3 separate regions of the Homo sapiens genome follow, and regions 1 and 2 are each linked to region 3. A link is a contact called in ENCODE Hi-C or POLR2A ChIA-PET data. All regions are on one chromosome and are shown on one strand. The core of a region is the stretch at or near the end of the contact, and the rest is flanking DNA. Distances in the headings are between cores, read along the strand shown.

Region 1 (3,873 bases), core at 313-2,812, 1.1 Mb after region 3:
TCCTCCTGGAATCTCCTTCCCTTCCCAACTCAGCTGACCCCTTTCCAGGCTTAGAGCAGGGAGCAGATAGCAAACTGTTCACTCCACAGTCTTAGATACCAAACTGGCCGGGAGGGCTTCCAAACGACAGATGCCAATTTGCATTCTATTTACATGTCATTTGCATGCAGTTTAACTCAAAGCCTGGATCCTCCGCAAGCCCGAGTCCCCACCGAAGAAACTTCTGAATTAAGAAGGTTCCTTGGCTGAAGTGCCGGGGTTTTTGTGCCAGATCCCTCCCCCACTTCTCTTGTCTTTGCGGGGTCCCCCAGGGCTTTCTGGGCTCTGTTCAGGTGCCCCCCGGCCTGGTGCAGTTGGGCGGCCAATGTGGCGCGTGGGCTGGGGCCCCAGGCGGGGACGCCGCTGCCCGCCACACTCCAGGGGCCTTTGTCCGCGCTCCAAGGAGCCGCCCCCTTAGCGAACGGGGGACGGAAAGGGAGGACTGGCTAGGCCTGGGTGTGACAGAGCAAGGACGGAGGAGTGAACCCGCTGCACGGGGGAGATTTCTGGGGCAAGGTCGTTGGCCCCTTCCCAGGCTGTTCAACCGGCTGCCCGGGGCCAAGGCGGGTGCGGGCTCCTCCCGCGCGCTCCCTTTTCGGCCTAAGCGCTAGGGACCCCGGGATGTGTGGGGTCCTTGTGGGGCTGGAAGCCTGTGTCCCCCAAGGAGAGGGGACCGAGAACAGGTCTAGTCCTTATCTCCAGCCTAGCCGCCTCTTCCAGAGGTCCAAGTGCCCCCTGTCTGGAAGGGAAACGCCACTGCCCCCCCCGCCATTGTATGCAGCCGCCCCCTCCTCCCCACCCCTCCCCGTCATTCGTCCCCAGCCCAGGTCTCAGCTCTGCCATCTCCCACCGCCGTGTCCCCCCCTCCCCTTGCTGAGTAATGCGCACTCAAGCCGGCTGCGGGCTTGACCCCCAGCCCCCGCGACAGGTGCGGCTGTTCACCCCCAAAGTCCAGCCCTTGTGCCCCCGGCTGCGTCTGCCCTGTCCACAGTCAGCCCCCAACGCGGCCCCAGGACCAGCCCGCAGCTCCTCACACATGACGAGTCACTAGGACACGGCTGGGCTCCTTTACCCTCCCAGCTGCCCTTCACCTGTGGTCGCCCCCACACCCTCCTGGGAGACTTGGATCTCTACCTGGTCCGGGCACAGTCTCCCTCCCCCCGTAAAGGTCCCCAGATCCTCCCCTCCCCCGCCCACCCCTCTACGGCTCTGCTCTCGTCGCACCGTGGTTCCCCTCGCCCAGATTCCACATCTCCCCCAGCAATAAACTCCCTGGCTTGGGTTGGGGGGGCGCTTAGAAAAACACAAGAAGCGGACCCCCCAATTCTCCCAAATCCACGGCGGGAAAAGTTTCTGGGGTCCCCACAGCGTCCTCCACTGCATCGGCGCAGCTCGCACTTACCGACCCCCGCGGCCCCGCAGCGCCGACGCTCCAGCTGGCCTTCGGCCCGAGTCACATCTCTGCGGCGCGGCCGCGGCCCCCGCTCCACGCACGCCCGCCTGCGGGTCCAGCTTCACTGCAGCGCCTGCCAGAGTCGCTGCCGCGCGAGGCGCCCCCTGGCCCGGCCCGCGCTGCTGCAGCGGCCGCGGCCCCGCCCCCGCCCCCGCCCCCGGCCGGCCCCGCCCCCGGGCCTCCGAGCCCCACCCCCGGTCCCGCCGGCGGTTCCGCGCGGGGCTAGGCGCCGTCTGCATGCACCCCCGGAGCCCAAGCTCGTAGCTTCTAGCCCGGATCTCAGAGACGATTCCCCCGACCTCGTGCCCCCAATTCGGGGACATTCCCCCCACAACGTCAGTGCGCCCGTAAGCAGTCCAGACGAGCCGGGCAACTCCCCAGGGTAGATCCATTTGCGGGAACACTCCCCTAGCCAATACACTTACCGAGGGAGGTATCGCGACCCAGGGGTCCCAGCGCGGAAGCCTTCCTGCCCCCAGGCCACGCTCCAAGGGGGGTTCATAAGCAGTAACTTCCCCGAAACACACCAGCACCAGGTCCAGGACGCAGAGAGGATCGATCCCGCCCGGTGCCTCTCGAAGTCACCAACGCCCCGGTATACACCTAGGCGCACACACACCGCTAGGCCTCCTCCAGGCAGGTTCCTCCTGGACACACTCTTCTCTCTCCTCACTGCCCAACTCCCAGATGTCGTTGTCCGTTTACGCACACTGGGACCAACACCCGCTTCCTTGGCCCCTCGAAACACACACGTCCAGTCGGTGCACCCCTCACGTGGGTCCCTACGCAGGATCGCCACCACCCCTACCGCACACATCACCCACGTACGCACATGTCCACTGCCCTTCAGGGCTCACACACTCAGCGGCCCGGGCCACTGGCCGTGCGCTCCGCAGACGGTCAGGGCACAGCCCGGACGCGTGTCCGCTGGGCGGCCGTGGGACCTGCTTGAAGGAGGGGTCCGGGGCAGCCGTCTCTGAGTCCCCCTCACCCCGTCCTAGTCCTCAGGCCTCTCCGAGGTCGCATTGCTTCGACCAGGCCTGGGAGCTGCGCTCCGGCACCCCATATGGGGCTGGTTCCCTGGGTGACCTTCAGACCATCAAACCCTGGCAGTCTCAGGTGGCCCCCCGCCAAAGCCAGAAACAGACCTTTGAGCAGCATCCCTTCCCTGCACTCCAGATTCTCAGGGTGAGATTTCCTTTCTCCCTCCGCGGTGCGCCCCCCAATCTCTACCCCCGTCGCCGCAACCATCCCAGCCACATAAGACCAAAAGGGATAGGACGGACCCCTGCTCCCCTCTCCCGGGGGCTGCAGGAAGGGGAGATGCAGAACACCTCCTTCTGGGAATAGTGGCAGCCCCTGATCTTTGGGGACCGTGGCCCTTCCAGATACTCCCATCCCTCCCTGCCAGCCTCCCAGTTCCGGTCCGGTTAGGCCACATCCCCCTTGGGCACGCATCTCTGGGATACCTTTTATTATATTCAAGGGAAAATGGAAAGGAAGAACCATAATGGCAGTTTTTCGCCCCACTCCTGGTTTATTTGCATGGATCCTCAGAGCCCAGAACAGTTCCAGGCACAGTAGGCGCTCATTAAATGTTTGCGGGACGACCCAAAGTGTGTTCCCGCCAGACTGCGCAATTGGAAAGTGGATGGGCACTGTCACCTGGTGGCAGCTCTTGGAACTGACGCCGAGATCCTTTTGTCAACGTGGGCAAGTTCACTTTCGTGAGCCACATGTCCTCAACGTCTGCAAAATGGAGATCTTTTTCATCGCACATGCCTATTGGGGTTGTTGTGAAGGTCTAACACGTGCTAACATATAAAGTGCTTCACGCAGGGTCTGGCATGTGGAAAATCCTTAATATGAGCTGATTAACATTGCAGTTACGGTTATATTCCCTTTCCCACTTGTTTTACAGAGGACCCTGACTGTGATGGTCAGTTTCACTTTGGGTGATGATACCACAGGGAGCACAGAGTGAAAATGAAGGAGGACATTGAGTGGCAGGTGCATTCCTTCCCTCCAAAAAGTTCAAACACCCATGGATGATAATAATAACAATAATAGCTGAGTACATAGTGCTTTCTGTGTGCCAGGAGCTATTCTAAGTGTTTTAAATTCTTTAATTCATTTAATCCTCCCAGTTACCCTTTAGGCCAGAGACTGTTATTCTCCCTGTTTTACAGATGGAGACACTGAGGCCAAGAGGGGTTAAGTACTGCCCCGGGGTTAGACGGTTGGCAAAGACAAAATCCAATCCAGGCCATCTGGCTCTGCAGGCCATATTATCCACCAATGGTTAGACTGGTGTCATTTGCTGTCAGGTCAGACATTGTCACAGAGGAACCTCACCTCCCAGGAGAGTTCACTGGGTCTCC
Region 2 (3,852 bases), core at 615-3,114, 1.5 Mb before region 3:
GGGTGGCCTGAATACCAATGGGGCCAGTTGAGAGGCTGTGTTGTAAGGGCTTTTAGGGGACAGCACCCAGGAGAATCGCAGCCACCCTCAAGGCTGACCTAGGAGACAAAATTGCCTTCCTCCCCAAACTCAGCCCTGCACCCTGCTGCCCTGGGTGAGGACCTTATCTTTCCCCCACCTAGGAATCTGCAAGGGTATCTTTCCCTTAGCATCAGGAACAAAACTTACCCTCCAGCTCTGGGCAAGAAGGATCTGAAAATGACAGTTCTAGGGTCGTTTGGGGCAGGTACAAGCACCCTTATTCCTGGTGTCCAGACAGTGCATGGTGTAGGTATACAGCAGGTACTAGATGACAATTCCATAAAAGAAGTAACATCCAAGGGCTTGGGAGGCATCTACGAAGAATGGCAACAAAACCCTTGCCTTCACAGAACTTTATTCTAGCACAGGGACACAGAAAGATGACAGATATAACAAATAGTGCACAGAATAGGGTAGAAGAGAGAAGTCAGTGGTTAGGATGATGCAATGGGTGCATTTCTTAATAAGGTGGTCAAGGCAGGCTTTAGACTGAAAAGGTGAGGTATAAGCAAAGACTCCCAGTGGGTAAGTGAGCATGCTGCTTGGCTAACTGGGAAAAAGCATTTCGGGGACAGGGAAACTGCTGTGCAAAGGCCCTGAGGTGACAGCAAGCCTCACGTTGCTGGTGGAGACCAGCAAAGAAGCCAGGGTGGAGGAAGTAAAAGATGAAAAACAGAAGCTTAGGTCAGGAAGAAATGGGGGATAGATCAATAAAGCATTATAGAGCCAGGTTTTTGTTTTGTTTTGTTTTGTTTTGTTTTGTTTTGTTTTTGGAGACAGATTCTTGCCCTGTCACACAGGCTGGAGTGCAGTGGTACGATCTCGGCTCACTGCAACCTCCATCTCCCAGGTTCAAGCAATTCTCCCACCTCAGCTTCCAGAGTAGCCGGGATTACAGGTGTGTGCTGCCATGCCCAGACAATTTTTGTATTTTTAGTAGAGATGGGGTTTCACCAGGTTGGCCGGGCTGGTCTCGAACTCCTGACCTCAGGTGATCTGACCACTTTGACCTCCCAAAGTCCTGGGATTATAGGCGTGAGCCACCACACCCGACCCAAGAGCTATAGTTCTTAACTGGGTCAACTTGACCCACAGGGGACATCTTGCCATGTCTGGAGACATTTTTGTTGTCACACTTGGGGAAGGGGAATGCTACCAGCAACTAGTGGGTAGAGTCCAGAGATGCTGCTTAATATCCTGTAATGCACAGGACGACCCTCCACAACTAAGAATGATCTGGCCCCACATGTCAACAAGTTCAAATCTAGACCACTGTAAGGCCTCTGGCTTTTGCTCTGAATGAGCTGGGATTATTTGGTGAATGAATGAACCCCCTCTGTGCTTGCACTGATGATAACACAGACTGTAAATCTGGAGGTGTTTCATCTTCCTCCAAACCATTTCTCGCATTCATAGAGTAAGGAAGAAAGAAAAGACACCTTTTTTTTTTTTTTCTCCCTGCGCCAAAAGCACACAGTGGAACTCCTGGTTTTGAAATGTCCTATTTTATGTGGGACCTAAAAGGATGCCAACTGTCTTCTGGCCTAGTGACAACAAAAGTGACTTCTTGGAAAGCTGCGGTAACATGGAGGTGGCTAGGGAGCAGTCCAAGGGAACAAAACAAAACAAAACAAAACAAACCTAAACCAAACCATGTTTAGCAAGGCCTGGGGGGTGTTGGGGTACCACAGGAGGCAGGCTCAGCGCGTTTATCCCCATGTAAAGATTGCAGAGATGGGGCTGGGGCTTCGCGGGTGATTTTTTTAGTGCTTTCACCTCTAATCTCCAAATCCTAGCCCTGCTCCTTCCAGAAACCTACAGCCTTGCCTAAATTTTGTGTGGGTGATTAAAGCAGAGGACCCGATTCCCTGTTCCTGCCTCTCTGTTTGTGAATAATCAAAGGCTAATCAGCCAAGGCCCCAGGGGACAGGAAATTAGACGTGCAAGATACCAGAGAGGCTCTGAGAATAAAACTGCGAGGTGAATCTGACATCAATGCCAGCAGGGGTGTCTGGGCTCTGATGGGCAGGAGCGCAGAGCCCGGGGCCAACTGGGGACAAATCCGATTTCTCCAGGGCTCAGCTGACCTCTGGCTTACACCAAAGACAGAGAAGGACAGGCTGCAAGAATCTGGCTTTTCTCCATCAGCTCAGGGATCAGTCAAATCAAAGCATTAAGAATCCAGGGTGAACTCTGATATTAGCGAGGGCAAAGGGGATGTTCTCCAGACTGACACAAACCACCGGGGTTCAAATCCCCGCTCCTCCACTTCCTGGCTGTGTTACAGTCTAAGGTCTTTGAGTCTCAATTTCCTTATCTGTAAAATGGAATCAAATACAAATAATCAGGAATGACTTTCCGAGTTTCTTTTGGTAGAAGAGTGGAAATGAATGGAGAGGAGGAAGCAGAAGTACTATTTAGTGACTCTTGTGAGCTAGACATTGTGCTCAATGCTTTAGATTTATGTTTATCGAATTCTCCTAACAACTCAATGCAGTATTGGATATTCCATTTTCATATGAAAATGCTGAGGTCTCAAAGGATAAAGCACTTGCTTGAGTCAGGGAAATGAATCCCCTTTCCATCTGCCTCCAAATCCATGTTTTATTAGTAACACCACCCAACACAGAGCACTTTGAACTTCTCATGTGTACTGCCATGCTGGGTCCTTATAATATATATCAGCACGGGTGCAGTGGCTCACGCCTATAATCCCAGCACTCCAGGAAGCCAAGGCAGGAGGATCACTTGAGGCCAGGAGTTCGAGAACAGCCTGGGCAACAAAGTGAGACCCGCCCCCACCGACGGTGTCTCTAGGAAAAGTAAAAAACTTAGCTGGGTATCATGGAGAACGCCTGTAATCCCAGCACTCTAGGAAGCCAAGGCAAGATCACTTGAGGCCAGCGGTTCAAGACCAGCCTGGAGAACAAGTGAGGACCCCATCTCTAAAGAAAATGAAAAAAAAAAAAAAACTTAGCTTGGTATGGGGGCCCATGCCTATAGTCCTCACTACTCAGGAGGCTGAGGTGGGAGGATCACTTGAGCCTAGGAGGTCGAGGCTGCAGTGAGCCATGATCATGCCACTGTGCTCCAACCTAGGCCACAGAGTGAGACCTTGTCTCTATAAAACAAAACAAAAGGCCGGGCGCGGTGGCTCACGCCTGTAATCCCACCACTTTGGGAGGTCGAGGCGGGCAGATCATGAGGTCAGGAGATCGAGACCATCCTGGCTAACACGGTGAAACCCCGCCTCTACTAAAAATACAAAACATTAGCCGGGCGTGGTGGTGTGTGCCTGTAGTCCCAGCTACTCGGGAGGCTGAGGCAGGAGAATGGCGTGAACCCGGGAGGTGGAGCTTGCAGTGAGCCGAGATCGCGCCACTGCACTCCAGCCTGGGCGACGAGCGAGACTCCGTCTCAAAAAAAAAAAAAAAATTATTCCTGCCGAGGGAGCCAGTGTTAAGAGCTATCACGGCTCCATTCTACAGATGAGGAAACTGGAGCACATCCTGTAAGGTCTCACTTGCCAAAATTTTTGTCTCCAAGAGAAAACCAGACCCTCCCTTACAAAACAAGTCAAAATGAGTGTAAAATCGGTTCCGTCAGGTGACAGCCATGAGGAGACGGATGGTGTCACATCTAGTGGGGGCGAGGGAATGGGCTGGAGGTATAGTGTGTCCAGTTGCAGGACCAAAAAACCTTGGCCCATAACTAACGTTCCCTGCACAGCCACCCCATGCCACACGCAGAGCCCAGGAGATCTCATCTCAT
Region 3 (3,858 bases), core at 535-3,034:
CCGATCTCGGCTCACTGCAACCTCCACCTGCTGGGTTCAAACAATTCTCCCTGCCTCAGCCTCCAAAGAGCTGGGACTACAGGCGCCTGCCACCACGACCGGCTGATTTTTGTTTTTGTTTTTTGTTTTTTTAGTAGAGACGGGGTTTTGCCATGTTGGCCAGGCTGGTCTCGAAATGAGCTCAGGAGTCCTTTCAATGACTTAGATTCATTTAGCTCCCAAACACCTAGCAGAGCTCCTTTTTCCAGCAGTCCTACTCTAAGTGACTCTTCAGCAGTTTCAGACTATCCCCTCCTCCACAGCCCACAGGTCAATTGCATTCGTTCTCAGGTATGACAGACATACTTTGGTCCCCCATAATTAATTTCTACAGGACTGATTTCTTAGAGAGTCTCACATGAAAACATAAAACACAGCGGCAGCAGACTTACCATGCTTCATCATCACAGTGAGAAACCGGACGATGACTTTGGAGCACGGCCTAATAAGCACCTGGCGTTTGCCTCTCTTTTCGGCATTGTTGATACTCTTGAGAGCATCTGCCAGGACATTCATGCGCACCATTGTGGCTGTTCAAGGAAGACAAAACAGGAGGTTTTACTGGCATTGCCAACATCAACAGACACCAACCATTACACTGCGGAAGTATCCTTTCCTTTCTGGCCCCACCTTGGCGAAGTTTTCTCAAGTCTAAGCAGGCTGCTTCTCCATTTCCCACCACCCAGGAAAATTCCTATTTACTACGGTTGTTGAAAACAGGTTATCGGGACGTCAGCCTGCACATTTTGAAACTCATTCATTCACTAACCACTCTTCTTCGAATCGTGCCACACACCAACGTCTGGAGATAATAAAATGTGGGACAAAATCCACTTGACACAAGACAACGTGAGAACTGGCAGAAACTGCCAGCTACCGGAAGGAAAACATCGGGTATAGTCGATCAGTGATTCAGAACAGAAGCAGAGTATCATCGGCAACATTTTCCAAATTGCTGAAAATCAGCAGATTCCATACTATTAACATTGTACTTTAAATCAGTTCACTCTCACCTACAATGAACACATCTAACTATTAAACATCCATCTTCGTGCCATTTAAAATTGCGTCCAACAGCAAGAGCCACAGTGGCAAACAGAAACATTTTACATGCTTGTCAGACTGGACTCTCTTCTAATGGGCAAGAACCGCACACTACACTGAAGTTTTGAAAGACCAAAGTGCCAATAGTAAAGAGTAGAACTTAAATTCCTTAAGTTCAAAAGTGTCTAAAGAAAAACTCTGCGGCCCAGAAGATCCAAGTTGGCACCCAGCAAACTGCCAACCCCGGCACGATGCAGCTTTTACCTGCTGGGTGGCCTCAGCCTCCCAAGCTCCCAGCGCGGCCGCAGCAGTGAGAAGCTGCACGGCCCACCAGCCCCGATGTTGCCCGCCGCCCGGGGCCAAGGCGCTGCCTCAGCACTAAAGGGAGATCCAGACGCTGCGGCCCGAACCGGAGCTACCGCCTAGCTGGGCAGTCGAAGGCTCCGGCTCCCGCCCGCGCTGCGGCCTGCACCCCACGGACCGGGATCCCCTGAGTGCACAGTCTGGGGCGCCCAGCCATGGCTCTCCTCTATGCCTGTCCAGGAACCGGCAAGGCCAGGATCCTCGGCCAAGGTGGGGACCAGCCTCCTCGCAGGACACCGAGACCGAACCTTAGATTGCAGGATGGCGCCGATGGCAGACGGATGAAATTGGAGCTCTCAGAGAGTGCTACTCACCGGCGCGGAAAGATGGCGGAAAGAGGACGGGAGGGGAGAGCGCACGGAGTTATGGGAAGCGGGAGAGCTATCGCGAGACTTTCAAAGGCCCGGCAAAAACAAGGACCGCCTAGGAGAAGGACGAGGGTGAGGGAAAGGCGGAGCCTCCTCAGGGGTTGGCAGTTGAGAGTCGATGGAATCGACCTCCCCCGGTGGGGCCTGGGAGAGGCAAGGTGAGCCGTTCGTTGGAGGTTCGTCTACATTTTTTTTTTTTTTTTGAGACAGTTTCGCTCTTGTAGCCCAGACTGGAGTGCAGTGGCGTGATCTCGGCTCACTGCAACCTGCGCCTCCCGGGTTCAAGTGATTCTCCTGCCTCAGCCTCCTGAGTAGCTGGAACTACAGAGATGCGCCACCACGCCCGGCTAATTTTTGTATTTTTAGTAGAGACGAGGTTTCCCCAAGTTGGCGAAGATGTTCTTGATCTCCTGACCTTGCGATCCGCCCGCCTCGGCCTCCGAAAGTGCTGGGATTACAGGCGGGAGCCACCGCGCGGGCCTTAATTTTTATTTTAGTTTACTTTTGATAAGGAGTCTCGCTCTGTCGCCCAGGCTGGAGTCCAGTGGCGCGATCTTGGCGCACTGCAGCCTCCGCCTCCCGGGTTCAAGCGGTTCTCCTGCCCCAGCCTCCAGAGTACCTGGGATTACAGGCGCCCGCCATCACACCCGGCTAATTTTTGTATTTTTAGTAGAGACGGGGTTTCACCATGTTGGCCAGGCTCGTCTCAAACCCCTGACATCAAGTGATCTGCCCACCTCGGCCTCCCAAAGTGTTGGGATTACAGGCGTGAGCCACCACACCCGGCTAAAAATTTTTTTTTAATTAAAAAGTTAAGTTCAGACAAAAGTCACCCAACAGTTGTTTACTGAGCACCCATGTACCAGACGCTAGCAAGGCCCTGGGGTACGAGGTGCCCACACAGGCACCATTTAGCCAGTTCTGTCCCTGCCGGTTCTTCCAGCTTCGTCCTCTCTCACACGTCAATGCCCCTGCTCATTCGTTGCATTTCCTCTTCCCTCTAGCATGGTACCTGGATATTTGCTAAATAAAACTTAAACCTTTTATTTTTGTTCTTTTTTAAAATTTTTCCTAGACAGGGTCCTGCTCTGTTGCCCAGGCTAGAGTGCAGGGGTACACTCAGCTCAATGCAACCTCAAACTCATGGACTCCAGTGAACCTCCTGCCCAGGTCTCCCAAAGTGGTGGGATTACAGGTAGGGTACCTTATAGACATCTAAGGACCACACAGGGTACTTCATTAATCAGATTCATAAATCCAATCATAAATATTATATTGGCTAAGTTATAAAGAAAGTGAGACATGAAGATTCCAGCTTTTTTTATTTTTTCCCCTTTTACACAAAACAAAGTAGAAGAAATAATACAGGATTAAAACTGCAAAAGTAGTTAATCAGTAGAATATGTATGCACACAAAAAATCCAGATAGGAAGACAGGCTTATTTACAATGAAAGTAAGGTAAAATTAACGTAGTTTTCTTATGAAATAATAAAAAAAAATCAAACATATGCTACAATGGGCACCACTGTTCACAGCAATATTAAAGAGGAGAAAACAACACTTATTTAATAGGGACAGATATACCACAAGGTACAACATCAGTGCAATAAATTCACAAAACTATATTACAGCTAGTTAATCAGTTTAAGAATTGTTCCCGTCAGTCACATTTTTTGGCCCTCAGAAGTTCATTCCTAAAGATTTCAACTACTCTAAATTTCTAGCTACCAAGAAGTTAAGAATGATTATAAGAAGCTTTCCAAGGAGTTATGAAATCTTTGTAGACCAGAGGCCAACTATCATCACCTCAAGTCTGCTCTCACCAACAGCCCTTGTATTTTTCAGGGAGAAATCTCTAGGAAAAAAGTCAGACACCAGTGTAGTCACTATCTCCCATGTCAAACCTAGGGGACTAAAATGGTCAGTATTACCATAAAATGATAATTTTGAGGTTTACCTTAAAAGGCTTATTCTGGTCTCAAAAATTAGATAAGATTATCTTCTACTGAAATGAATATTGACTAAACATAGAAGACTGCTGTC

What was found. Hi-C counts contacts between places; a loop is a spot of excess contacts on that map. ChIA-PET counts read pairs that join two places held with the same protein, here RNA polymerase II (POLR2A). Pooled maps may share reads with other maps.
Region 1: a map of CD4-positive, alpha-beta T cell shows a loop between it and region 3 (12-fold over the local background). The contact joins the promoter of GPRC5B here to the promoter of RPS15A in region 3. A Hi-C loop is called at or near these places in 1 of 168 maps with a recorded cell type or tissue (CD4-positive, alpha-beta T cell) and 5 of 50 pooled maps.
Region 2: a loop to region 3 is called in a map of aorta, with 6 times the contacts of the local background. The contact joins the enhancer-like site here to the promoter of RPS15A in region 3. A Hi-C loop is called at or near these places in 1 of 168 maps with a recorded cell type or tissue (aorta), 1 of 37 single-sample maps with no recorded cell type and 2 of 50 pooled maps. POLR2A ChIA-PET finds 5 or more read pairs at or near these places in 2 of 52 experiments (RWPE1 and activated T-cell).

The regions. Positions count from the first base shown.
Region 1 is chr16:19,883,286-19,887,158 of GRCh38, forward strand. GPRC5B (G protein-coupled receptor class C group 5 member B) reads right to left here and starts at 1,563. Exons shown (of 4, transcript NM_016235.3): 1 at 1,442-1,563. RefSeq lists an enhancer at 1-306 and a silencer at 1,822-2,116.
Region 2 is chr16:17,294,520-17,298,371 of GRCh38, forward strand. The region is part of intron 2 of XYLT1 (xylosyltransferase 1); the gene reads right to left. Among named protein-coding and RNA genes, the nearest start is that of XYLT1, 170 kb to the right of the region's middle. RefSeq lists a silencer at 2,100-2,374. Within about 2 kb of position 1,865, at least 6 of the 41 ENCODE cell types and tissues checked have a DNase peak (open chromatin) inside an H3K27ac peak, as active enhancers do.
Region 3 is chr16:18,788,550-18,792,407 of GRCh38, forward strand. RPS15A (ribosomal protein S15a) reads right to left here and starts at 1,785. Exons shown (of 5, transcript NM_001019.5): 1 at 1,695-1,785; 2 at 432-569. The coding sequence starts at 564. ARL6IP1 (ARL6 interacting reticulophagy regulator 1) reads right to left here. Exons shown (of 6, transcript NM_015161.3): 6 at 3,120-3,858. RefSeq lists enhancers at 738-1,455, 1,393-2,022.